Regions from separate parts of the Homo sapiens genome. Here regions 2, 3 and 4 are each linked to region 1. A link is a contact called in ENCODE Hi-C or POLR2A ChIA-PET data. All regions are on one chromosome and are shown on one strand. Each heading gives the region's core, a stretch centred on a gene start or an enhancer-like site at or near the end of the contact. The rest is flanking DNA. Distances are from core to core; before and after follow the strand shown.

Evidence for each region. Hi-C counts contacts between places; a loop is a spot of excess contacts on that map. ChIA-PET counts read pairs that join two places held with the same protein, here RNA polymerase II (POLR2A). Pooled maps may share reads with other maps.
Region 2: a loop to region 1 is called in a pooled map, with 6 times the contacts of the local background. The contact joins the promoter of ZNF207 here to the enhancer-like site in region 1. A Hi-C loop is called at or near these places in 1 of 168 maps with a recorded cell type or tissue (naive thymus-derived CD4-positive, alpha-beta T cell) and 7 of 50 pooled maps. POLR2A ChIA-PET finds 5 or more read pairs at or near these places in 3 of 52 experiments (GM12878 and activated T-cell).
Region 3: a map of CD8-positive, alpha-beta T cell shows a loop between it and region 1 (5-fold over the local background). The contact joins the promoter of CRLF3 here to the enhancer-like site in region 1. A Hi-C loop is called at or near these places in 2 of 168 maps with a recorded cell type or tissue (CD8-positive, alpha-beta T cell and naive thymus-derived CD4-positive, alpha-beta T cell), 3 of 37 single-sample maps with no recorded cell type and 11 of 50 pooled maps. POLR2A ChIA-PET finds 5 or more read pairs at or near these places in 3 of 52 experiments (activated CD4-positive, alpha-beta T cell, activated T-cell and naive thymus-derived CD4-positive, alpha-beta T cell).
Region 4: a loop to region 1 is called in a pooled map, with 4 times the contacts of the local background. The contact joins the promoter of LRRC37B here to the enhancer-like site in region 1. A Hi-C loop is called at or near these places in 5 of 50 pooled maps. POLR2A ChIA-PET finds 5 or more read pairs at or near these places in 3 of 52 experiments (CD4-positive, alpha-beta T cell, Panc1 and WTC11).

Annotation. Positions count from the first base shown.
Region 1 is chr17:31,489,811-31,496,370 of GRCh38, reverse strand. All of the region lies in intron 3 of RAB11FIP4 (RAB11 family interacting protein 4), which reads right to left. Among named protein-coding and RNA genes, the nearest start is that of MIR4724, 42 kb to the left of the region's middle. Within about 2 kb of position 2,415, at least 16 of the 41 ENCODE cell types and tissues checked have a DNase peak (open chromatin) inside an H3K27ac peak, as active enhancers do; they include CD4-positive, alpha-beta T cell, CD8-positive, alpha-beta T cell and GM12878, where a contact is called at or near this core.
Region 2 is chr17:32,347,733-32,354,292 of GRCh38, reverse strand. It overlaps ZNF207 (zinc finger protein 207), which reads right to left and starts at 4,136. Exons shown (of 12, transcript NM_001098507.2): 1 at 3,967-4,136; 2 at 2,381-2,507. The coding sequence starts at 4,007. It overlaps MIR632 (microRNA 632), which reads right to left and starts at 4,184; the gene lies at 4,091-4,184. It also overlaps a transcript of C17orf75 not described here. RefSeq lists enhancers at 1-53, 1,370-1,879, 4,047-4,396, 4,567-4,686.
Region 3 is chr17:30,820,893-30,827,452 of GRCh38, reverse strand. CRLF3 (cytokine receptor like factor 3) reads left to right here and starts at 2,761. Exons shown (of 8, transcript NM_015986.4): 1 at 2,761-2,930. The coding sequence starts at 2,802. RefSeq lists an enhancer at 2,468-2,762 and a silencer at 2,470-2,849.
Region 4 is chr17:32,002,260-32,008,819 of GRCh38, reverse strand. It overlaps LRRC37B (leucine rich repeat containing 37B), which reads right to left and starts at 1,437. Exons shown (of 15, transcript NM_001321350.2): 1 at 688-1,437. It overlaps LOC124903972, which reads left to right and starts at 1,113. Exons shown (of 4, transcript XM_047437248.1): 1 at 1,113-1,444; 2 at 2,115-2,213; 3 at 5,495-5,712. The coding sequence starts at 1,113. RefSeq lists silencers at 1,032-1,381, 1,422-1,471 and an enhancer at 1,514-2,436.

The sequences.
Region 1 (6,560 bases), core at 1,166-3,665:
ACAGGGAATGTTGCCTTGCACACAGCCATGACAACTGTGGAGCCACGATTCATATGTGGTGGGAGGAAAATCCCGAGGCTCAGAGAGGTCGCTCTACTTTGCCAAGGCCACACAGCTGGCGAGCCATAAAGCTGGAATCTAAGCCCAATCCAAGGTTGTCCCCTTGAACCACATCAGGGTCCCCTCATATAATCTGCCACCACTACAAGGTGGCTCCACCTGCATCCTTGGAGGAACTGGACAAATTATATAAGTTCCCCAGAGGTTACCTAGTTTCTATTTCATTAAATCTGAGACACCTCTGATTTTACAATGCACCGTTATTTCAAGTATGCCAAGAAAAAGGCGCTGTCAAATTATAATAATCCGCAAATGTGCGACACATTCCAATTTAAGATGTTAAATGGAAAAAAAGGAAAGGAAAAAAAGAATGTGCCTTAGAATCCCAGAAAATACCATGTAAGTGTGAGTAGGGAACAGGGATTCAGTCACAGTTCCGCAGACTGTGTGTGTGCAGTGAAGGGCAGTCAACAACTCCACACAAGCACATGAGCACACACCTGCTGCTATAAAATCCTTCTTTGCTAATAACTGATGCAATCGTGCAGATAATCATACAAAAATGTGTTGGCCAGACCTGCCTTGTCAACAAGAACCCTCATTTCACCAGGAGACCATCAATTCAAGGTTGCCTAACATCAGTCAGACGAGTCAAGCATGGTGGCTCATGCCTGTAATTCCAGCACTTTGGGAGGCCAAGGTGGAAGGATTGCTTGCGCCTAGAAGTTTGAGACCAGCATGGGTGACATAGTGAGACCTCATCTCTACCAAATGAATAAATAGCCGGGAGTGGTGGTGCACCCAGCTACTCAGGCAGCTGAGGTGGGAGGATCACTTGAGCCCAGGAGGTCGAGGCTACAGTGAGCCAAGATTGTATCGCTGCACTCTAGCCTGGGCAGAAATGCGAAACCCTGTCTCAAAAAAAAAAAAAAAAAAAAAAAAAATCAGTCAAGTGGAGGCTGTCCTGCCCACCTAACCAGCCAGGCTAGGCCAGGCTAGCCAGCTTCGCCTGAGTGGAGCTATAGACCTCTGGGCAGCCAAGCTGGATGACTCTGTGGTTAACTACCAAGGGCAGTCACCCAGTGTGGCTGGGCGGTGGCACAGCCTGCACCTTTTTGTCTGGCTTTTCTCCAAATCTCCTGGGGCTTGTGGCCAGCCAGAGCCTCAGCATTTTAATAAGGCAGATGCTGGGGGCTGGCAGTGGCAGATGGGCAGCACTGCTCCAAGCCAGCTTTTCCAGCTAGGCACAGGTGGATGGACAGGCAGGCCCTGGCTGGAGGTGAAGGGCAGGTGGGCCGAGGTGTGGAGGGCCATCCTCCCCTTGGCAGGCCAGCCACAGCCTGGCAGTGTGAGCAGCCTCTGGAAGGACAGGCTAGGTACAGTCTCCCTCACTGAACCTGGGGAGAAGTCTGTTACCTCGGAAGCTGCTTGACATCTCATTCACAGACTGCCACACAAATGCTAGTCACTTCACCCCAGACCCAGAATCTGTATCTGCAGAGCCCGAGCAAGGTTTGTTAAAAACACAGAAGCTGGCTGGGTGCAGAGGCTCATGCCTGTAATCCCAGCACTTTGGGGGGCCGCGGTGGGAGGATCACCTGAGGGCAGGAATTCGAGATCAGCCTGGGTAACATAGTAACACCTCATTTCTACTTTTTTTTTAAAAAAATTAAAATTAAAATTGAAAAAAAAGATTTAAAAACCCACAGAAGCTGAGGAAGTAGAGTTTTGCTTCTCTTGCAAAGGCCCTTGAGTAATGGAGTTTTTCCGCTGCCACCTTCCTGTTTGGGCCATGACACTCCCCGGCAAGACATTCTGTTAGGTGCGAAGGTTATTAGTCACAACAATCAAACCAGCTGAAGCCTGCAGGAACTAAGAATAACAGCTCACCCCAAAGCACAGTTTTAAGTGCTTTTCATACATTTACATATTTGAGCCTTACCACGAACCCTGTGAGGGAGGTACTAGCCTCATCCTCTTACCACGAACCCTGTGAGGGAGGTACTAGCCTCATCCTCGTTTTACAGGTGGGGAAGCTGAGGCACAGAGAAATTAAATAACTTGTCTAAGATTCCACCAATAGCAAGGGGCAGAGCCAGGATCTGAACCCAGAGACAGCCTGACTCTGAAGGCATTTTGGTACTAAACTGGCCTGCCTCTCTAACCATCTAACCGTCCACGAGTGTCAACTAAGTAAAGGCCAGAACCTAGACTGGGCATCTTAAATCACCATGGCTCATTTTATTTTCACCATCACCCTGCGAGGCAGGTGCTATTATCAACCCCATTCTACCTGTTGGGCACCCCAACCCTCAGCCACCCCAAAGCAGGGGGGTGGATGAACAGGATGCCCCATCTGAATGCTGCCTGACACGCAAACACACACGTGTGTGCACACACACATATACGATCTGGGGCCCTAAACTGGACAGACTAAACCCAAAGCTGCTGCCCAAATGTGGGAGTGACTCCCTGGGGTCCTTAGGACCCCACAGAACCATGCTGCTGCCTGCCCACAGGCAGAGGGAGTGAAGAGTGAGGCCAGGGAAAGTGAAATCAGAAGGGTGAGGTCGCCTGTCCAAAGTTCCACAACTAGCGAGCAACAGAGCCAGGATCTAGACCTAGAAGTTTTCTGGCGCCCATTTTTTCTCCTTAAGGAAACAGGCATTGGGTGACAAAGCGTGGGATGCAGGTGTCTGTGTCTTAGGTAGGCATTTCTTCCAGGAAAACGAGGGAGCAGGGGGCAGGGACTTGCTGCTATTCTCGCTCCTATTCTAGGAGGGAGACTTGAGTCTGGTGCAGAGGGTAGACACCCCTCAGCTCCCTTACCCCAAGTTCACCGGAGCAGCAGCAGCTATTTGAAATGTGGGTTCCCTTTCCATGGTATCAGGCTTGCACAGCGCAGGGGGGTGGGGGGTGACCACAGATGACTAAAGAGAGAGAGCCCGCCCACTCTCCCACACTCCAGTTCTGTTTAGGCCTTCCTCTTTCTGGTACCTCAAAAGAGAAAGGCTCCCATGAGCAGAGCCACAGATATTAATAACTTCTACAGAGCTTTGTTTTCATCTGAATTAATGTTTACATTGTTGGGAAAGAACCCACTTGTCTGGGAAGATGAAGCAGGTTAGATCAATTAAAAATGTGACCAACAGTTGGAAAACTTCCCATTTCTTAAGGTCAGTCAAGAAGTGGGTTTGGAAGTGCTGGCATGACTAGCACTGGCCTGCTGGGCGGTTCTGGGCTGGAGGTCACTCAGACCCCACAGCTCTGGGCCATCACAGCCACCCCTCTGACCTTCATACGACCCTTGTAGGCTGCACGTCCTTCTGGTTGCCTATGTTCTCCTCCCCGTCTCATCTCCTTTCCAGGTCATGCGAAAAAGTGAAGAAGTAACCACCAAGGTTGTCTGGGTGCTCAGGGGGGTTCTGAGAATCTGAGCTCTTGTCATCAATGCTCTTGAGGGGGGCTCAGCTCCTGAAGCACCAAGACGCTCGGGACCCCTCTGAGCAAGGCCAGCTGGGCGCCCCCAGCATCCACTCAGCCTTGAATGGGGTCCACAGAAGCTGGCCAATGACAAATTCCATTCAATTAACAGTATTATGATGAAGCTGCAAACACTTGGGGAAGGACTGCCATGTGTAGTCAGACACTTGGCATGAGATAATGAGAAAATAGCTCCAAATGAAAACAGATAAGGGTGCAGTCCAGGCTTCTGGGGGCACCTTCTCTGCAGCCTGCCACCCAGTGTGGGCTCCAGATCATGGTGCTTGGAACCGTGGTCAGGCCCAAAGCTACAAATCCTCCCAGGATAACATGTGCTGGCCAGGAGAGGTAGCCAAGACACCCTGCTGAAGCCCCACCCACCAAAAACTCAGAGGGCACCCCAACCTTCAGCCACCCCATAGCAGGGGGGTGGATGAACAGGATGCCCCATCCGAATGCCGCATGACACGCAAACACACGTGTGTGTACACACATATATATGATCTGGGGCCCTAACCTGGACAGACTAAACCCAAAGTTGCTGCTCAAATGTGGGAGTGACTCCCTGGGGTCCTTAGGACCCCATAGAACTGTGCTGCTGCCTGCCACAGGCAGAGGGAGTGAAGAGGGAGGCCAGGGAACCCTTGAGGATCAGACAAGAGATGAGGAGACAGCCTGGGTGACACAGGCCAGAGTACGGAAAACACGGGCAGGCTGCTGGCTGCTTTATGAGCCTTGAGAGCAGGACCTGTCCCTACCCGACAGGAGCTGACCCGTGGGAACAGCAGGCAGGCCCAGGCAGCTGTCAGAGACACAGCTGTATGCACATCGCCGGCGTGCCCTTTGCTGGTTTGATTCGTGTGGTGGCAACAGCATAGTCTGGCAGGAAATGTTTCCACGTTCACATGGACAGGCTCGTCTGACCCAACTCAAGCTGAGGGCAGGGAAGTCTGTGGCAGCAGTGGCCACAGAAGCCTGTCCTCCAGAAATGCCTCAATGCCCAAATCCCCTCGACGCGGAGGCTCTGAGAAGGGCAGAGCAATGGAAGGCAGCTCGTGCCTGTGGATTTCTAGTCTCACTTGTACTGTCAGTCCCCTCTCCTCCTCCTCCTGGGATTCTGGGTTGTCACAGCATTGGGTGGTCCCCCATCTCTCTGAGCTTGTCCCCTGTCCCCCCAGCCCTGGCTTGCTCTCCAATCACATCCTGTCTTGTAGTTCTGTGGACAGACATAGCATGCCAGCCACCGTCCCACCTCAGGGCCCTTGCAGTTCCTCTTTTCTCTGCCTGAACCTCTTTCGTTTGGATGTCACCTTCTCAGTGAGGACTTCCCTGTCTGACTCTGAAACCCAGCACTCCCTCCCCTTCCCTGCTCTTCCTCCTGCCAACTCCCATACTCCGTGTTTTACTGCTCTACCTGCCTCACTACCATCCTGCGAGCTCCTTGAAGGCAGGGGTTCTCGTCTGTTTTGTTCACTGCTGTATCTCCAGTGCCCAGCACAGAATCTGGCACAAAGTAGGCAACGAAGAATCTGGTGAATGAATTCAGTACCACTTGCCCTGTACTGGGAAATGTGCTGGGGGCTGAGCAAACAGAAATGGGGAAGCCTCCGTGTCCTGAAACGCCTCCTGGTGAGGGAGACTGTGGTACCATTCAGGGGCAAAGATCGTACGACATCCAGTAAGGCACCAGGTGGGACTGCCAAATAGGCAGGCCTGTCTTGTGGTGCCTAATTGGTATGGATGGGACCACCCAATAATCCAGCCATGAGACCTGAGATGAAGTAACTGGGCATTGATCTTCGAGGCCAGTGTTTGAAGCCATAGGTGCCCAGTTCCTGAGTCAAGAGCCAGCAGAGCTGACCCAGAGGAAGACAGAGTCCAGCCCCAGGGGTTCTGTATGCCTGGCAAGGCCAGGGCACTGTGCCCCACTGCTAACACCAGACAGCAGGCACGAACAGATAAAGATGCTTCAGCTGGGTGTGGTGGCTCATGCCTGTAGTCCCAGCGCTTTGGGAAGGTGAGGCAGGCAGAACCCTTGAGCCCAGGAGTTTAAGACCAGCCTGGACAACATGGCAAAACCCCATCTCTACAAAAACAAAAACAAAAATTAGCCAGATGCAGGGTGGCACACACCTGTAGTCCCAGCTGAGACTGAGGTGGGAAGATTGCTTGAGCCTGGGAGGGTGGGAGGCTGCAGTGAGCCCTGATCACACCACTTGACTCCAGCTTGGGCCATAGAGCAAGACCCTGTCTCAACTCAATTAAAAAAAAAAAAGATGCTTCCTTTTCAAACACAATGAGCCCTGTGCCAGGAAACAGCATGCCCTTTCTCATTCGGAGATGCCTGCCTTCTGGGAACTGCTCACCTGCTATTTCATTGGGAGCCTCTCCTACCCCCTTCACCCCCTCCTTACCCATACCTAAAACATATAAAGTGAAATTGCGAAGTCTCCTCAGAACAGAATCAGTTGTGAAAAACCTCAGCATAACGGGCTGCCCAGATCGGGGACTGCCAGATACCTACGGGTACAGATGAAGGAGGGAGTTGCAAGGGCCCCAGGTGAACGGCCAAAGAGAAAACCTTGGGTCTGAAGCAGCCTGCCTACCAGGAGGGGAAGGGGCTAGGAAGGCACTAGCATGCTTTAGAAGTGGCACAGATGGTCGGGAGGGAGAGTGAGGGCCGGTGGAGTATCTCAAGCTGCAGCCCAGAGCCTTCCGAGTGCAGGCTGCCCCTGGAACCCCAAAGGAGGTGGCTTAGAACCCAATGGGCCCTCTAATTTCTTCTGCTTTTCCTCCCCCACTTGCCTAAAAGTCCCTTCCGAGGGCAGGCTCCAGGCAGTCTCTCCTACAGACCTCCCTTAGGGCAAAGGTCATGCCTTCCAGCTGGCTCACCTGGCCTGGCTAGTCCCGCCCCTCGCCTCCGGCCCAGTCTTATCTCTTCTACTGGCCTTAGTCATTTACTCCACCCCCTTCGCCTAAGTCCAGGCCCCCCCTTCAAATTCCGAAGCTGTTCTCCA
Region 2 (6,560 bases), core at 2,887-5,386, 860 kb before region 1:
AATTAAAGAAAATGGCCGGGCTCAGTGGCTCACAACTGTAATTCCAGCACTTTGGGAGGCCGAGTGGGAGAATCGATTGATCCTGGGAGTTGGGCGACCAGCCTGTGCAACATAGTGAGACCCTGTCTCTACAAAAATAAAATTTTAAAAATAGCCAGGTATGGTGGTACACAATTGTTGTCCCAGGTACTCAGGAGGCTAAGGTGGAAGGATCATTTGAGTAAGGGAGTTCAAAGTTGCGGTGAGCTATGATCTGCACTCCAGCCTGGACAACAGAATGAGACCCTGTCAATCAATCAAAACAAAATGTTCTTATCCACACTACCCAATATAAGTTAGCTACTTGACAGAGAAACTGAGCATTTAGATATTTATATCATTTTAAATAGCCACATGTAACTAATGGCTGCAACAGTGAACAGCTGTGAGTCTAACATGTAGTAGGTTCTCTAACAATTTTTTTTTTTTTTTTTTTTTTTTTGGAGACAGAGTCTCTGTCACCCAGGCTGGAGTGCAGTGGCACAAACTCAGCTCACCGCAAACTCTGCCTCCCGGGTTCAAGTGATTCTCCTGTCTCAGCACCCGCCTCGCGCCCCCCGCCCCCAGCCCTCCCCCCGCCCCCGTAGCCAGGACTACATGTGCCTGCCACCATGCCCAGCTAATTTTTGGTATTTGTAGAGATGGGGTTTCACCACGTTGGTCAGGCTGGTCTTGAAACCCTGACCTCAGGTGATCCACCAGCCTCGGCCTCCCAAAGTGCTGGGATTACAGGCGTGAGCCACCACATCTGGTCAACATTTTAAAATGAATATTAAATTATTGTTAAAGTATCTGGAGTGAAAAGGATCTATATAAATTTATCTTTAAACCTGGAGAAATCACGTCTCCCTACCTCCCACCCATAGTAGTTTCCAATGATTTGGTATTTGCTCATCTCATATTTCTGTAAGGTCTAATTTAGCAAAAATTCAGACAGCTCTAGGACTAAGCAAAGTAGAATAATGTTGAATGAGACATGAAGGTACTTACTAGATCTTAAAAAATATAAATTACAATGCTCTCGCTATTTATTAAAAGAACTTTAAAAACCTAGAAATTATTGTCATTATTATTATTATTGAGACAGAGTCTCACCCTGTTGCCCAGGCTGGAATGCAGTGGCACCATCTCAGCTCACTGCAACCTCTGCCTCCAGGGTTCAAATGATTCTCTTGCCTCAGCCTCCCCAGTAGCCAGGATTACAGGCCCATGCCACCACACCCGGCTAATTTTTGTATCTTTAGTAGAGATGGGGTTTCACCATGTTGGTCAGGCTGTCTTGAACTCCTGACCTTGTGATCCGCCCACCTTGGCCTCCCAAAGCGCTGGGATTACAGGCGTGAGCCACCGCGCCCAGCCGAAACCTAGAAATTATTAAATGAAATACAATTCTGGGCTGGCACAATGGCTCATGCCCATAATCCCAGGGCTTTGGGAGAACGAGGCAGGAAGACGGCTAGAACCCAGGAATATGAGGCTGCAGTGAGCCATAACCATGTCACTGCAATCCAGCCTGGGCCACAGAGCAAGGCCATCTCTTAAAAACAAAAGCAAAAAGTACAATGCTGCCATTCCAAAAGAAGTCCAATAAATAAATTGCTGAAATTAGCCTAGCCCCAAGCTACAGATAATAACAGATCCTTCAATGGCAGTGAGTAATGACTGCTAATTAAGTATTAATTCTTAAGGCCAGACCACCTACAAAATCTAAATCGCTGATCCTTGTTCTCTGCTCCAAGTACTCAGGAAATATTTAGTGATTTCGATATGTTACCAATCTAACCTAGTAAGGTACTATCAAACTAAATACAAATACAAACCCTCTTTAAACATAAAAAGCCAGTTTTGTTTATTGTCTTGATGGCTATCGAACAAATTTTTTGTTTTTTTTAATGCTGATTGGCTATCTTATCTTTTGCAGTAAGTAAGTGAACAAAAAAAAAACAAAACTACAGTTGTCAGAGAAATAAATGATTATTCTTTCGGCCAGGCGCGGTGGCTCACGCCTGTAATCCCAGCACTCTGGGAGGCCCAGGTGGGTGGATCACCTGAGGTCAGGAGTTCGAGACCAGCCTGGCCAACATGGTGAAACCCCAGTCTCTACTAAAAATACAAAAAATTAGCCGGGCATGGTGGCGGCTGCCTGTAGTCCCAACTACTCCGGAGGCTGAGGCAGAAGAATAGCTTGAACCCGAGAGGCAGAGGTTGCAGTGGGCCGAGATTGCACCACTGCACTCCAGCTTGGGCGACAAGACCGAAACTCAAAAAAATAAAAAAGATTATTCTTTCAAGTTGTTTCCAAATCACAAGCGGACAATAAATACAGAAGAAAAATCCTTACCTGCATGCAATGAATAGCTAAGCCAGGTCCTGTATACAATTTCTTGTGACATATATGGCATTTAAAATGCTTTGCTTTTTGGTGCTGAATAAGGATCTTCTCATCATCAAAATCTCTATTACAATACCTGATCAATACTGTTAAGGCACAAAGACAGCCTAATGATGACACTGCCTATAATAAAAACATATGGATAACATTACAATATGGGAACAGCTAAAACCAAAATGGTACTGTATAGAAACTCTGCTTTTTATATTTATTACACAATTAGGGACTACACTTGCCATGTTATTTCAGTATTTTCAATTTCCTAGAAGGCCAGCTCTCTTCACCACCCCAAAAAACACATCTCAATAATCAGCAATATACTTTGTCAAATTCCTGTGTTTAACAGAGATGTCGGTGAAACTTTTGTTATAAATATTTCAACATTTACAAATGCACACTGAGGACAGGAAAGAGTTCAGTTAAGAAATCCCTAAGGTTCTGTCAAGACAATTACTTCACTAGATATGAAGACGATAGCAATAACTGGATTAGGAATTTAGCAATATTTAGAATCTAAGAGTAACTATATGGTGAACAATAATCACATAATTTCGAATGAACAATCCATAAAGTTGTTTCCAATTCCGTATGAATTTATGTTGCCAAGCAATGTATTTAAATTCACAGATCAATAAAATCAATAAAGCAGAATTCTTACATCAATAAAACAGAATTCTTACCTCACTACTCAGATTTTCCTAAAATCACATTACAAAATTCGTAACCGTATTTAAGCTATTTTTAAAACTGTTACATAAACGCAGTACTGTAACAAGCCGCCTTTACGTACAAAACAGTAAATAAAATCAATTTTAATGTAAAGAATATTAACGCTTCCAGAAAAAGCATTAATACCACACTGTAGTAAGAGTTTTCCTAATAAGATAGGCACTTTTTAGTCCTACAAAGTTGGGTAACAGAAACTCCGCCCTGTGAGAACGCTTCCTGAAGATTAAGGCGCCTCTGGGTGAGACACGGAAGCTAGTTCTCCTCCCGCCCCGAAAAGAAAAAAAAAAAAAAAAAGGTTCGAAACCAGGGTTGACTAACTTGGTTCTTTACTAAACCGCCAATTCGAAAAAATAAACACAAAACACACATAAAGTAAATAAAAACAGAAAAAGTGGGTGACAGACTGTGAAGCTGTCCCCAACCCTCCATGAAAGTAATAAGCCTATCGCACTCGAAGAAAAGTCCCTTGTTGAATCGTCACCAAAACAACGGAAGGTGGCTGAATAGTCCCTAGGGGACACTGTCCCTGGCGGAGGGGTCCAGGCCGCCTCCCGGAGTCCAAAATTCGCACCGAACAAGATCCTCCTGAGTCACAGAGTCACACGACCCACAACTGCAAAAGCCTGTCGACCTCGGAACCCCATTTTCCTAGAAGCCTTCCCAAGTCCAATCCCAGCCACCAGGCCACCCACGCAGACGCCTAAATACAAACGCTCCACGCCGTAAGCCAAATCCAGGCCTCCTAGTCCCAGGCCCCAACAACCGGCACCCCAACGCGACCTCGACTTCAAACCGACAAAGGATACCAGCACCACGGCTTCAGCTGCTTCTTCTTCTTGCGACCCATAACTGTGTTCTACCGGCAAAGTAAAAGGGAGGAGAAAAGAAGCAGGAGAAACGAGGCCAAAAATCCCTCACTTTCCCAACCCAACGGCTACCACCACGTCCCACAGGAAGCAGACACAAAATGGCCGACGGCCTCGTTCCCCGCTCCGCCTCCCGTCAAGCACTGCGGTAGGAGGCGGAGCCAAGAAGGGGAGGGTCACATGACGCAGACCTCCGCCCTGAGTGGGTGGGACTAAGAGGCGCGAAGAGGTGGCAGCCATCTTGTCCGTTTCAGAGTTTTTCGCTTTCGCTGGCTGTGCTTGCGGAGCACTTTGGGTTTCATTTGTAAAGGAGCCGGAGCCCCAGGTACGCTAAGGGGCATGCGAATGGAAAACAGAAAACAAAAAAACGGAAAAGATTGCCAGTGCAGTTAGGGCCGATCACAAATAAAGATAGAGACAGCGCCCAATTTTAATTTTGTTTCAATTGAACAGTAAATGTTGATTATGTGCCTATTAAATGCTAAACCAAATAAGTTAGTCTCTGCTTTGTAACTCGCAGATTGGTGACAGACGAGTACACAATGCAGAGTTCTCAGTGCGGCGTTGAGGGAAATGCGAAGTGCTGTAGGACCTCAGAGAGCGGGAGTCCTAGGGCGGCTGTAGTGGTAGTGGTCGTTGGGTTGTCAAGTAAAGTTTTGTTTTTCTTTGTTTTGTTTTATTTTTCTGAGACCAAGTCTCGCTCTGTCTCCCAGGCTGGAGTGCAGCGGCGCGATCTCTGCTCACTGCAACCTCCGTCTCCCGGGTTCAAGCGATTCTCCTACCTCAGCCTCCCGAGTAGCTGGGACTGCAGGCCCGCGCCACCAAGCCCGGCTAATTTTTGTATTTTTAGTAGAATGGGGTTTCACCATGTTAGCGAGGCTGGTCTCGAACTCCTGGGCTCAAGTGATCCGCCCGCCTCGGCCTCCCAAAGTGCTGGATTGCAGGCTTGAGCCGCTGCGCCCGACATAAGAAAGGTTTCTTGAGGAGTCAACGGGAGCAAGCAAGGTGAAGGAAAGGGTATCTCCGTAAGGGAGCAAAGAGTTTAAGTCTTTGAGGCTGGGCACGTGAAAAACTAATCGTGGTAAGACTGGAGCTGATAGCCGGGCGCGGTTGCTCACGCCAGTAATCCCAACACTATGGGCCAAGGCCGAGGCAGGCGGATCACTTGAGGTCAGGAGTTCGAGACCAGCCTGGCCGACATGGTGAAACCCTGTCTCTACTAAAAATACAAAAATTAGCCAGGCGTAGTGGCAGGCGCCTGTAACCTCAGCTACTCGGGAGAATGAGGCAGGAGAATCACTTGGACCTGGGAGGTGAAGGTTGCAGTGAGCCGAGATCTCGCCATTGCATTCCAGCCTGGGTGACAGAGTGAGACTCCGTCTCAAAAAAAAAAAAAAAAGACTGGAGCTGTCAGTGAAGGTGCTGGTCACAAGAGATAATCCTAGGGAGGCTAGCAAAGGCGGGTTCTGGCGAACCCTAGAAGCATTCTCAGAAGTTGGATTTCAGCTGAAGTCTCTGAGAAGGCACAGTGGTTCTAAGAGGGCAACTGGAGGATCATGCAAGTGAGAGGTGGTTAAAAGTCCAGTGCTTGGGTTCATAGTCCACCAGTGCCACTGCTTAGCTGCCTGACTTTGGGCAAGGCAGTTAAACTTCATCTTGGCTGCACTTAAAACAGAGCTTAGCATATAATAATAACTAGTAATGTAAATTATGTTACTATTAAAAGCAAAAAATAATAGCAGACATCCATGGAGCACCTACCGTGTGCCAAGCATTGTAGTGAGTTTTAACATTATTTGTCTCAGCCTCTGGGGTAGGAGCCATTATTGTCAACTTGTTAATAGAGATGAGATAAAAGAGACTTAAGAGAGCTGGAATAATTTGCCCCAAAACACAAAGTATGTGTGGAGCTGAATTAAATTTGAATTTTAAAGGATCAGTTTGGGCTGTGCGCAGTGGCTCACACCTGTAATCCCAGCACTGTGGGAGGCTGAGGCGGGTGGATCACCTGAGATCAGGAGTTGAAGACCAGCCTGGCCAACATGGTGAAACCCGGTCTTTACTAAAAATACCAAAAAAAAATTAGCCAGGCGTGGTGGGGCACGCCTGTAATCCCAGCTACTCCGGAGGCTGAGGCAGGAGAATCGCTTGAACCCGGGAGGCGGAGGCTGCAGTGAGCCGAGATCACTCTGCTGCACTCCAGTCCGGGCGACAGAGCAAGACTCTGTCTCAAAAAGAAAAAAAAAAAAAAAGTTCAGGCTGGGTGCAGTTGCTCAAGCCTGTAATTGCCGTGCTTTGGGAGACTGAGGCAAGAGGGTGGCTTGAGGCCAGGAGTGTGAGACCAACCTGGGCACCATAGTGAGACCATCTCTATGAAAAAATAAATTGAAAAATGAAAAAGTTTAAAACCGTATTGCAATGTGCTGAATATCCCCCCAACTGCTTGAAACGTAATCACCAATGTGATAGCATTAAGAGTTGGGACCTTTAGCAGGTGATTAAATCATGAGTAAACTGGGTGGGGGGGGATTAGT
Region 3 (6,560 bases), core at 1,512-4,011, 670 kb after region 1:
GGCGACAGAGGGAGACTCTGTCTCAAACAAACAAAAAAATTAAAGAAGTGTCTGGGTCTACTGGCAGGTGTCTATAATCCTACCTACTAGGCAGACTGAGGTGGGAGAATCGTTTGAGCCCAGGAGATCAAGGGTGCAGTGAGCCCTGATTGTGTCACTGCACTCCAGCCTGTGTGACAGGTGACAGGCAAGCCCCTGTCTCAAAAAAAAAAAGCTGGAATGAAAGGTGGAGTCAGAGAGCAAAAAATTGTCAACTATGTGTCCAGTACAGTTAGGAGCGTTCTTTTTTTTTTTTTTTTTTTTTTTTTTTTTGAGACGTAGTCTTGCTGTGTCGCTCAGACTGGAGTGCAGTGGCACTATCTCAGCTCACTGCAACCTCTGCCTCCTGGGTTCAAGCAATTCTCCTGCCTCAGCCTCCTGAGTAGCTGGGATTACAGGTGCGCGCCACCACCAAGCCCGGCTAATTTTTTGTGTTTTTAGTAGAGATGAGGTTTCACCCTGTTAGTCAGGTTGTTCTTGAACTCCTGACCTCGTGATCCACCCACCTAGGCCTCCCAAAGTGCTGGGATTACAAGCATGAGCCACCACACCCAGCCCAGTTAGGAGCTTTCTGAGAAGAGGTTGGAGACAGGAGAGGGAAAAAGCCTTTGCTGACCAGATGACCAACGTATTCTGATCTGAATCCAACTCTCTGGTTATAACTTGATTTTCCAGCTATTGTGATTTTTTTCAACAATTATATTCCTGTTGTAAATAAATAAATTGGCAAGCTGCTTAGTTTGTTTCTTGTGAGTCTTATTAGCAAGAGTCTGTTCCCTGGAATCCTCTGGGTACACTTGAAAAGTCAGTTCTGGACCAATGTGATGCCATGGAGATATCTCTGTAAAACTCTGTCTGATGGCTAGCTGACATCTACTTCTAAACCAGTTTCCTCGAGAACATTTACTCTTTAGGAATTCATGCTCTAAATTTAAAAACAATGCATCTAAAAATGTCAAGTCTAGGGGTAAGCAGTTTTAGAATATTTCCTTCAATTTTCTTATTTGTTTTGTTTTTGGGTATAGTGTAGATATGTTAGATACACACTTCTTGCCTTCCATCAGACTAAGAAAACAAAGTTGAATGAGACCAAGATTCATGTCCTGGTTTTATGGAAGTTTTCCTTGTAATTTTACTTATTTATTTATTTATTTTTATTTTTATAGACATAGGGTCTTGCTATGTTACCCAGGTTGGTCTCTAACTCCTAGGCTCAAGGAATCCTCCCACCTCAGCCTCCTGAATTGCTGGGACCACAGGAGGGCGCCACCACCCGCGGCTAATTTTTTTTTTAAATCTTTTTGTAGAGAGGAGGTCTCCTCATGTTGCAAAGGCTGGTCTCAAACTCCTGGGCTCAAGCAATCCTCCTGCCTTAGCTTCCCAAGATTACTGGTGTGAGCCACCATGCCCTGCCCATAAGGTTTTATTACATACAGTCACACCTATTGTGACAGATACCTTCCGGTCTGGCAAGCCCAAGCCCAGCTTATTCACTACGGTCCTTACAGATAACACTTGCCAACACCCTTCTTGGACTTGTGCCAGAATTGCTGTCCTGCTGGTCATCTCTTGGGCCTCTCTCTTGGATCCCCCATTCGTCCACGAGCTTCTGGGTGGTGACACCTGGGTTTTGTTGTTGTTTTTTGAGACCGAGTCTCGCTTTGTTGCCCAGGTTGGAGTGCAGTGGCACAATCTTGGCTCACTGCAACCTCTGCCTCCCGGTTCAAGCAATTATCCTGCCTCAGCCCTCGAGTAGCTGGGATTACAGGCGCCCACCACCACACCCGGCTAATTTTTGTATTTTTAGTAGAGATGAGGTTTCACCAGGTTGGCCATGGCTGCTCTTGAACTTCTGACCTCAGTGATCCACCCGTCTCGGCCTCCCAAAGTGCTGGGATTACAGGCGTGAGCCACTGCTCCCCGCTGACACCTGGGTCTTAGTAAATTCCCCTAAGGCCTGCTCTGCTCTTAAGGACCAGGGCTTTTGTCATCAGATCTGGGCTCAAATTCTGCGGCTTGGAAAAGTCGATTCGCTATTTTTTAAAATTTTTAATTTAAAAAAAAGTATTTTTTATTTAGAGACAGGGTCTCGCTCTGTCGCCCAGGCTGGAGTGCAGTGGCTCCATTACAGCTCACTGCAGCCTCGGCCCCCGGGCTCAAGCGATCCACTGGGACCACAGGCGTGCTCCACTACGTGTTGCTAGTAGTAGCAGTAGTAGTAGTAGTAATAGTAATAGTAGTAGTATTTTTGGTGAGAGAGGGTTTCGCCGTGTTGCCCAGGCTGGGTCTCGAACTCCAGAGCTCAAGGGATCCGCCCGCCTCGGCCTCCCAAAGTGCTGGGACTGCAGGCGTGAGCCACCGCGCCCGGCCGATTCCCCCCTTTATCCCTCAATTTCCTCATCTGAGCAATGGAGATACAGGTAGGGCTGAAGGTCAGGCAAGAATGCGATGAGCTGTGAGAAGCACTTGGCAAGGTGCGGGTTATCAACCTTGCCAGGCCTCAGCACGTTTCCCAAGGAGGCCCAACCAGCGGCGCTGTGCCGCAGCACGGAAGAGGCGGGGTGAGCCGCGGGGCGGGCGGCGCTGGGACCCGGACGCCACCCGCGCGAGGCGCCGCCGTGCGCCCGTCAATCAAGGTCGTCGTGGGGCATGGGGCGGCGGGGCTGGGCGGTGCTTCCGCCTGCGCGAGGCCGCGCCGGGCCGCTTGGAGGCGCCCGGTGCAGTCGGGAACCCGCGCTAGGTTTCGCCGGCCGCGCGGCCAGATGAGGGGGGCGATGGAGCTGGAGCCTGAGCTGCTGTTGCAGGAGGCCCGCGAGAACGTGGAGGCAGCGCAGAGCTACCGGCGGGAGCTGGGTCACCGGCTTGAGGGGCTGCGTGAGGCGCGGAGGCAGGTCGGAGGGCCACACCCACAGGGGCGCTGTGGGCCCGGGGGTGGCGCGGATGCCGGGCGAAGGCTGGGAGGGCTTTGAGGGGTGGGACTGTCCGAAAACTCTGGAGTAGGGAAGAGGCATTCATTTGAAAGGAGACCTAATGGAGTCTGGGAACGGGGAAGGTGGGAGTTGGGGAGGTCGTAAGGGGAAGTTTTGGGGGTGGAGGGAGGGTGTGAGGAGCGTTCACTAAACTGTGGGGCAGCGATGGGAGTAGCGGTGGCCTCCGAAGTTTGGGAGAGTGAGGGACCAGAGCAGAATCCGAGGGGGTCATGCGGGTAGTGATGAGTCGGGGGAGGAGGAGACTGGTAAAAAACCTGCGGTGGGTAGGCGGGGAGGCATTGATTTTAGAGAGCCTGAGGAAGAGGTGGGACAGTGACCTGGGAGAGCTGAAAGTGGAGACAAAATGGATATTGGAAGGGGAGGACTAAGGGGCGAGAGTGAGGGAGAGGTAGGGATTGAGAAGCAGTAGCATTTGACAATAAATGCGGTTAATGCCTGAATAATATGTCATACGATCTTGAATGCTTTTTAAAAAATCATTTAGAGTAATCCTGTTCTAGAAGGTTTAAAATTTAAGGTGAAGGTGAAGCTATGTTGGAAGAGCAGAAGGAAAATGATTTCCTTTTCCTTGAGAGAGGGAATACAAAGGTATAGAGAAATGGAAAAATAGATTTTAAGAGAGGAGTGCTGAAAGGAAAAGCTAAATATAATTTCAAGTGGTGCAGTTATCTGTTTCACAGGGCAAGAGTTATCAAAGATACAGGAAAGCCATATGGTTTCTCTATACCCTCGAATATATATAGAAAAAGATATAACCCGCTGCCAATTGGCGATAGGACGGATAATCTTCAGAGTACTATTAACGCAACTGCTTAATAAGTGCTTTTTGAGTGAGTGGGATTCCATCTGAATTTCTCTGGGTCATACTTGATATTAATCTAGTTGGTCGTCTTAGCACTTCCTTGCTGCATATAACCTGAAAATGGTAGAAAAGTGCTGTGCTAACAGTGTCTTTGGATATTCTCATCATTAACGACTCAACATGTTTTGGGTTTTATATATATATATAAAACATATACAAACATATATAAGTATGTATATATATAATCTGTTTTTTTTGAGACGGAGTCTGGCTGTGTCGCTCAGGGTGGAGTGCAGTGGCACTATCTCGGCTCACTGCAACAACCTCCGCCTCCCGGGTTCAAGCGATTCTCCTGCCTCAGCCTCCTGAGTAGCTGGGATTACAAGTCTGCGCCACCACACCCGGCTAATTTTTGTATTTTTAGTAGAGAGGAGGTTTCACCAGGTTGGCCAGGATGATCTTGAACTCCTGACCTCGTGATCCACCTGCCTCAGCCTCCCAAAGTGCTGGGATACAGACGTGAGCCACCGCGCCCGGCCGGGTTTTATATATTTAAAAATATTTGTAAAGCCAGTGTAGGCCAGACATCATTTGCATTTTAGTGGCGAAACCGGAAGCAGAATCTAGATATGATTATGCTGATTTGGTGAATACTTTTCAAGGCCTTTCAATGCACTCATCTCTATTTCTCTTTGAAAATATCTGCATTATTCCTTCTGCTATTTTGAAATAGGGACTCTAGATGTAAGACATTGTATGAAAAGAAAGATATTAAAATACCATCTAACATTTCAGTCAGTTAAGATGTATTCTATATGACCATGATTATTGTTTTTGTATTAGCAATTAAGAATCAGAGTTGACACTAAATGAGTGAGTTTAGCACCTGGGAGTAATTAATTTCTCTTGATATTGGATGCATTAAAAAAAATCGTGATTACACCCTAGATGGTTCAGTATTCAATTTTCAAACCTGTATTTTTTCAATTTTATATCCAACAATTTAAATACAGGACATGCTTTTCTGTGGTTTAGTTTATTATGAGCTTTGTTTTGTTTTGTTTTTGAGGCCCATTGTCTTGGGCTTCAGACAGAAAACACTAAATGAACATCGATCACAATTAGGTTCCTGATGACATTGCCTTCTGACTAGACTGAGTAATAATGTAGTTCTCTTTTGTGAGTGTGAGTCTCTTTTGGGAATGTGTTTTGTGCCAGTGGCAGTTACAACAGCATCTCTCGAAGCTAACTCTAGTGGATTGTGCATGTTTGGGTTTGTGGCATAAGTCCTCTGTCAACTTGCATTTTAAGGAAGGTCTATGGTACAAAAATATTATCAAAGTAAGCAGCTGCTTTTGTTTGGTGGTTTGGATATTTTTAGGGTTCCAGTCATTTTCAGAATAACTGTAAAATATATGGCACTTTAGTCAAGGATTTTGCATGGGAGAAGCATGAGAAGAGCAGAGAGGAAGGGATGCCACCTGTCGTCTGTATTTTTTACTTGCTGATTTTATATCTTTTTGGCAGATGATTTCTTTTCTTTTTTTTTTTTTTTTTTTGGCGGGGGTGCGGACAGGGTTTTGTTACGTTTCCCAGGCTGGTCTCCAACTCCTGGGCTCAAAAGATCCTCCCACCTCTGCCTTCCGGTGATGGAATTACAGGTGTGAGCCACTGTGCTGCCTGGCATGTGACTTTTTTTATTGAGATATAATTCACACACCGTAAAAGTCATGCCTTAAAGTTTACAATTCAGTGGTTTTTAGTATATTCATAGAGTTGTCCAACCATCACCAGTGTCTAATTCAAGTATATATTCATCACCCCCAAAAGAACTCCTTAGCTGTCACTCCCATACCCCCTGGCAACCACAAAACTACTTTGTCTCTATGGATTTGCCTATTCTGGTCATTTCATATAAATGAACTCATACAGTATGTAGCCCCTTGTGACTGACTTCTTTGACTTAGAATAATGTTTCAAGGTTCATTGATGTGGTAGCATGTAACAGTACTTCAAACCTTTTTATGGCTGAATAATTGTTATGTGGATATACCACATTTTATTTATCCATTCATCAATTAATGGACATTTGGATTATTTCCACTTTTGACTATTATGAATAATGCTTCTGTAAAGAATTTGTAGACAACTTTTTGTGTGGACATGTTTTCAGTTGTTTTAGAATATAGCTAGGAATTGGTGGATCACATGGTAACTTTTTGTTTAACCTTTTCAGAAACTCTTGGCATACTTTTTTTCCTTTTTTCTTTTTTTTTTTTTTTGAGAAAGGACCTCACTCTGTCACCCAGGCTGGAGTGCAGTGGCACAATCTCAGCTCACTGCAAGCTCTGCCTCTCAGGCTCAAGTGATCCTCCCATCTCAGTGTGCCGAGTAGCTGGGACTACAGGCACGTGCCATCACCCCTGGCTAATTTTTTGTATTTTTGGTAGAGATGGGGTTTTGCCATGTTGTCCAGCCTCCTGGGCTCAGATGAACACCCACTTTGGCCTCCCAAAGTGTTAGGATTACAGGCTTGAGCCACCGCACCCAGCCTCTTTTTTTTTTTTGAGCCAGAGTCTTGCTCTGTCACCCAAGCTGGAGTGCAGTGGCATGATCAGAACTCACTGCAGCCTCGACTTCCTAGGCTCAAGCCATCCTCCTGTCTCAGATCCCCAAGTAGCTGGGGCTATAGGTACACACCACCACACCTGCCTAATTTTGTTTAATTT
Region 4 (6,560 bases), core at 188-2,687, 510 kb before region 1:
CTTGTTTGGCTTTCTGCTTTGCTTTTTAATCAGCCATTTACCAGCAACTGTTGCACTAGCCCGTCAGCACTCGAAGAATAAAAACAAACACACAGGACCAGGTAAAGTTCCCCTACTAACCAAAATGATCCGTTTCCTTAACACAATTTAAAAACCACAGCTAGGGGTGTGAACACAGGCATGTTTTTCTGTGTGTCTGTGTGCCACAATCTGTACAAATCCTTAATTCCCTTTTAAGGAACAGATATATAATGAAAATCCGAAAGGAAACACATTAGAAATGCAAAGAGGTTTGCAAAACAAGAGGCTTCTTTCATTCCAGAAAACCACACCAAAACAAGGGGAGAAAAATGAATGCAATGGATATGTGTTTGCCAAAGTTTCAATCCTGCCCGGTGGAGACACTGCACTGGCACAAATTTTGAGGAGAAAAAAAGGGAGTTGGGGGGACGGGGAGCAAGCGAGTGCGGCCTGCAACAATGCAATCTCCATTTTGAACAATGTGCTTCTTTCCTCTTATAAATCTAGTTTTTTGCCACTTGATGTGCCCTCCCATTTCCCCTCTAAAGTTTAGGGGTCGGCGGGGTTGGCGGGAGATCGGAGCGGGATGCACAGCACATAAGTGAGCAAGGGGGGAGGGGAGAGGAGGTGGGGAATGAGTCTGCAGCAACTGCGCTGGGTGGGTACCTGGAGTGCTGCTGAAGCTGCTTTCCGTGGAGTAACTGGCGTCCTCGTCGTCATCTTCCAGCTCCTCCGGATAATCGGAGTCATCGTCGTCCTCCTCCATGTCATCCTCCTAGTTGTCCTCAGACTCCTGGGTCTCCTCGGCATCGCCGCCCCCCTCCTCTTACTCCTCCTCCTCGCTCTCGTAGTCATCATACACCACTCTGTTGACAGCCCTCCGGGCTGCGGTGGTCCGGGCTAGGTGGCTGCCCCCGCGCCCCCGCCGGGCCCGTGCGCTGGTGCCGGCGCGGGGCGGGCCGGCGGCGGTGGCTTCCTCCGGCTACTGCTGCCCACCCTGGGCGAGCTCAGCCGCGTCTTGGGCGCCACCTCAGCCTGGCGGCTGCCCACCTGCCCCGGCTACTACCGCGTATCGGCGAGGGGAGCCCCCGATGGGTCCGGACGTGGGCGGCGGCGGCGGCGGGGCCGGGGCGCAGCGCTCCGCAGCGGGAGCCGCGGGCTGCTTGGTCGGCCTGCCCCGCCGGCCCCTCTTGTTGGAGCCCAGGCGGCGGGAGAAGGGAAAGCTGACGGGGAGGGCCGGGCGCAGTGGCGGCGGTGGGGAGCGCCGGGGCCGGGTTGGGAGGCCCGAGGGGCTGGGCGGGAGGGGCCCGGCCGGCGGAAGCGAGTGGAGGGAGAAGGCTCAACCGAATTGCTGGGGCCCCACTCAAGATCGCCTTCAACCGCCACCTTGTTTCTTCCCTCTACAGGAGCGCGGTCACGTGAGGTGCGCCGCCGCCCAGCCTGGGAAGGGGGCGAGGTGGCGCGGCGGCCGCTAGGGGGAGCGCGGGAGCATTGAGTCGGGGGCGGAGAGCTCGGGGCGCCTGGACTTGGCGCAGCACGGCGCTCCGGGTGCGGGTGGCGCGGCTGAAAGAGGCCCGCAGCTCCTGACAAGCCCCGCGTCTAAGGCCTTCGGAGACCACAGTCTCCGCGGACCCCTGGCTGGAGCCCAAAGCCTGCCGGGTCTCCTTCCCGCGACTCCCCTTCCGCGGCTCGGAGAGGAAGGCAGGAGAGCCCCCAAATATCGTTCCCCTCCCGCCCTCTAGGGAAACTGAGGCTGAAAGAGGCAGCGAGAGAAAGAAAAAAAAAGTCGCGGAGGGGGGCGGCCCGAGCGACCTAAGGGACGGGGCAGCGCCAGCGACCGAGGAAAATTAGTCGGGGTGGGGTACAGGGAGACAAGCCCCCAGAATTTAGGAAACTCCGAAGCTTGGAAGTGGAGTCCTGAATTGACTCCGATGACAACTGCTCCGGATCTGTGCCAGGAGCCACACCCCGGGCTGCCACGCCTGGAGGGAGGGGGGTCCCTAAGACCTGTTGCATGGGATCCCCACTCGGAAAGCCTCAGTAAACTCCAGAATGCAACTACTGCATGTTCCAATCTCCCGCCACCTTCCCAGTGTCCCAGCTAGGAGCCTGACCACCTTAGCAAGAACTTACCTCTCCTTTGCAGTGGAAAAGAGGGAATCCTGCCTAAAACCTACTTCACGGTGTTACAGGTCTGTATTATCGGGAAATAACCTTAATTTATTTACCTGACAAATCACTAGGTTTGAGCTCAGCCCAGGGGACGAATCATGGTGACAGTTCAGGCACCCTCAAACCTTATCACAGGGACTCAACCCTGAGTGGTTGAGGTCAGTTCTTCAGATAAGAGAAAGGTTTGCCGGGCACAGTGGCTGACGCCTGTAATCCCAGCACTTTGGGAGGCCGAGGCGGGCGGATCACAAGGTCAGGAGTTCGAGACCATCCTGGCTAGCACAGTGAAACCCCATCTCTACTAAAAATACAAAAAAAATTAGCCGGGCGTAGGTGGTGCACGCCTGTAGTCCCAGCTACTCGGGAGGCTGAGGCAGGAGAATGGCGTAAAATCCGGGAGGCGGAGGTTGCAGTGAACCGAGATCGCGCCACTGCACTCCAGCCTGGGAGACAGAGCGAGACTCCGTCTCAAAAAAAAAAAAAAAAAAAAAAAAAAAAAAAGAAAAAGAAAGGTTTCGTAAACATATGTTAATATTTATTGAGATAAGTGACAACCAAAAAGTAATTTAAACAAAAATACTTGGCCGGGCGCGATAGCTCATGCCTGCAATCCCAGCCCTTTGAGAAGCCAAAGCCGGACGATTGCTTGAGGTCAAGAGTTTGAGACTAGCCTGGGCAACATAGCAGGACCTCGTCTCTAGAAAAAAATTGAAAAATTAGCCGGGCATGGTGGTGCGCACCTGTGGTCCCAGCTACGCCAGAGGGTGAGGGGGCAGGATCGCTTGAGCCTGGGAGGTGGATGTTGCACTGAGCCATGATTGCACCTCTGCACTCCAGCCTGAGTGACAGAGCAAGACCCTGTCTCAAAATTTTTAAAAAAGAAAGAAAAATACCTAATAGGAGATGGCTTATTTCAATCTAGTTAGGAAAATGGAACACATATGTGAAATGAAAATTAAAATACAAGCACTAATTGCCAAATACATGCATTCAATACAGTTTGGTTGAGCTCTAAGGGTGGCAAATGTGTGTTATGTCTTCAGGGACTAGGTAAGTAATGTAAGTCAATAAAGTAGACAAGGTGAAGACCTAGGCCAATGGAAATGCTCATATTTTGTTTGAAGAGGGTGGCCAGGTGTGGTGGCTCAGACCTGTAATCCCAGCACTTTAGGAAGCCAGGTGGGTGGATCACTTGAGCCCAGAAGTTCGAGGTTAGCCTGGCCAACATAGTGAAACCCCATCTCTACTTAAAACACAAAAATTAGCCGGGCATGGTGGCATGTGCCCATAGTCCTAGCTACTCAGGAGGCTGAGGCAGGAGAATCGCTTGAACCTGGAAGGCGGAGGTTGTGGTGAGCGGAGACCATGCCACTGCACTCCAGCCTGGGCAACAGAGCGAGACTCCTTCACCACCCCCTCCCCCCCACCAAAAAAAAGAGAAAAGTTAAACAAAATAGACCAAAAAAACCCAACTCTTCTTTGAATGGATTAGCAGGTATTTGCTGTTTTGCTCCTTTATGCTTTAATGAATTTATCTTTCTGTGGCTTCAAGAAGAAAAATGTTAAGTCAGTGAATACTGTATAGGTTGAGCATCCTTACCTAAAATGCTTTGGATCAGAAGTGTTTTGGGCATTTTTGGAATATTTGCATTCTACTTACCAGTTGATCATTTCTAATCTGAAAATCTGAAATGCTCTAATGAGCATTTCCTTTGAACAGCATGTTGACACTCAAAAACTTTTGGACCTTGGAGCATTTTGGATTTCAGATTTTCAGAATAAGGGTACTCCACCAGTATCCTTTTATCTATGATTTAATATAGCCCTTCTTTCTTCAGAATTACTGAGTGACTCATTCCTGTAATGCTGCTGAATTTTTATTCATTTACTACCTTAACAATAATATTTAACATTTATTGATCACTAATGTGCCCAGGCACTATGGTAGATGCCTCATCATTATACTTTTAAGTCTTATAGTGGCACACAGGCAGGTTTTATTATATCCTCATTTTACAAGTGAGATAAATAAAATGTCTTAGAGACTCAGAGAGGTTGTGTTTTGTCCATGTCCACATATCTTCTAAGCACATTAGCCTATTTAAAGCCAGATCTCTCCAAAAGCCCAGTTTTTTCAGTTCCCTCAGTTTGCCATTGAGGAAACAGGAAAATCAGACTCACTGTCATCAATTGCCTCACACATACTCTTGAATTGCTTTTGAGTGGGAACAGAAATACCATTATGTGTGTTCCTCTACATCTAGTCCTAGACATTAATTTGCCTTGTTTCTTTTAAGTTAGTGACCATCTCTGTTGAAGTCTTTAAATCCATTAAAAGTGAATGGAACCTTAGGAGAGTTTTAGGCTGGAGAGGAAGCTCTTCTCTTCATTTTGGGCTTCGATTGTCCCGAAGAAAAGGGATGAGATATTATTTGAGATAACTCCTTCAAGAACCAGAACTTAGCAAAGCGTTTACACCAGTTTGATGGAAATATTTCTAAACTATATTATAAAATTAGCCAGGTATGGTGGCACATGTCTGTAGTCCTAGCTACTTGGGAGGCTGAGGCAGGAGAATTGCTTGAACCTAGGAGTCTGAGTACGCAGTGAGCCATGATGGTGCCACTGCACTCTAGCCTGGGTGACAAAGTGAGACCCTGTCTCTAAAATACATTTATTTTATTCTAAAATAATTCTAGGCTGGGTGCAGTGGCTCATGCCTATAATCCCAGCACTTTAGGAGGCCGAGGTGGGCAGATCACAAGGTCAGGAGATCAAGAACATGTTGGCCAAATCCATCTCTACTAAAAATACAAAAATTAGCTGGGCATGGTGGCACATGCCTGTAGTCCCAGCTACTCTGGAGGCTGAGGCAGGAGAATCGCTTGAACCCGGGAGGCCAGGGGTTGCAGTGAGCCGAGATCGCGCCACTGCACTCCAGCCTGAGTGACAAGAGCAAAACTCCATCTCAATAAATAATTAAAATAAAATAATTCTAAATACATTCGGCTCATCATATTGTTACATTGATGATCTTAAAGTTGATTGAGATGTAGCTGAAACTGGCTTCCACAAAGTACTCTCATATGGTTCTGAATTTTGAGGTCATCTTTCTCTGTATCAAGTTTTTTAGATGTCCTTTCTCAGAGTAAATCAAGTTTGAGTAAGACCTGCAGGGATCTCTTGTGAGCACATATATTGAGTTTTAGTGCATAAGCTTTAACTTTTCACTGGGTAGATGAAACTGTCAGAAAAGTGGCATTATGTCTAACATATAAAGTATTTCCCCATTTTTAAACAGAGAAGATACAGAAAATGAAAATGAAAATAAAATTTGGTACTACAGCACAAAGGTCCAGCTTGCAGAATTAATTGACTGTCTAGACAAAGATTATTGGGAAGCAGAACTCTGCAAAATTCTGGAAGAAATGCATGAAGAAATCCGACACATGGACATAACTGAAGACCTGACCGATAAGGCTCAGGGCAGTAACAAATCCTTTCTGGTGACAGCTAATGGTGAGAGGGTCATTTTCTCATTTTATTTTTGTTAAGTCTGAGCTAAACTGTTGGTATGAAATCACTGCAAAATTTGAAAATAGATTAAAAAAAATTTTTTTTTTTTTTTTGAGATGGAGTCTCGCTCTGTCGCCCAGGCTGGAGCGCAGTGGCACAATCTTGGCTCACTGCAACCTCCGCCTCCCAGGTTCACGCCATTCTCCTGCCTCAGCCTCCTGAGAAGCTGGGACTACAGGCGCCCACTGCCACCATGCCCGGCTAAATTTTTGTATTTTTAGTAGAGATGAGGTTTCACCGTGTTAGCCAGGATGGTCTCGATCTCCTGACCTCGTGATCCAACTGCCTTGGCCTCCCAAAGTGCTGGGATTACAGGCTTGAGCCACCGTGTCCGGCCAAAAATAGATTAAAATTTTCAAGTACAGTCATGCATTGCTTAATGATGGGGATACATTCTGAAAAATGTGTCATTTGGCGATGTCCCGATTGTGTGAACATCATAGAGTACACTTACACAAACCTAGATGGTAGGGTTTCCAACACACCTAGGTTATACGGCATAGCCTATTGCTGCTAGGCTGCAAACCTGCACATCATGTGACTGTACTGAATCCCGTGATCAGCTGTAGCACAACGGTAGGTATTTGTGTATCTAACCATATCTAAACATTTAAAAAGGTACTACATAAAATCTTATGGGATCACCGTCATGTATGTGGTTCCTTGTGGACTGAAACATTGTGCAGTGCATGACTGTGTGTATATTTTACTTTAGTTCTCCGTATTTCATTTTCCCAAGAGAACCTTGTTCATTCCCACATAAATTAGGGATGCTATATATTTTAGTGTTT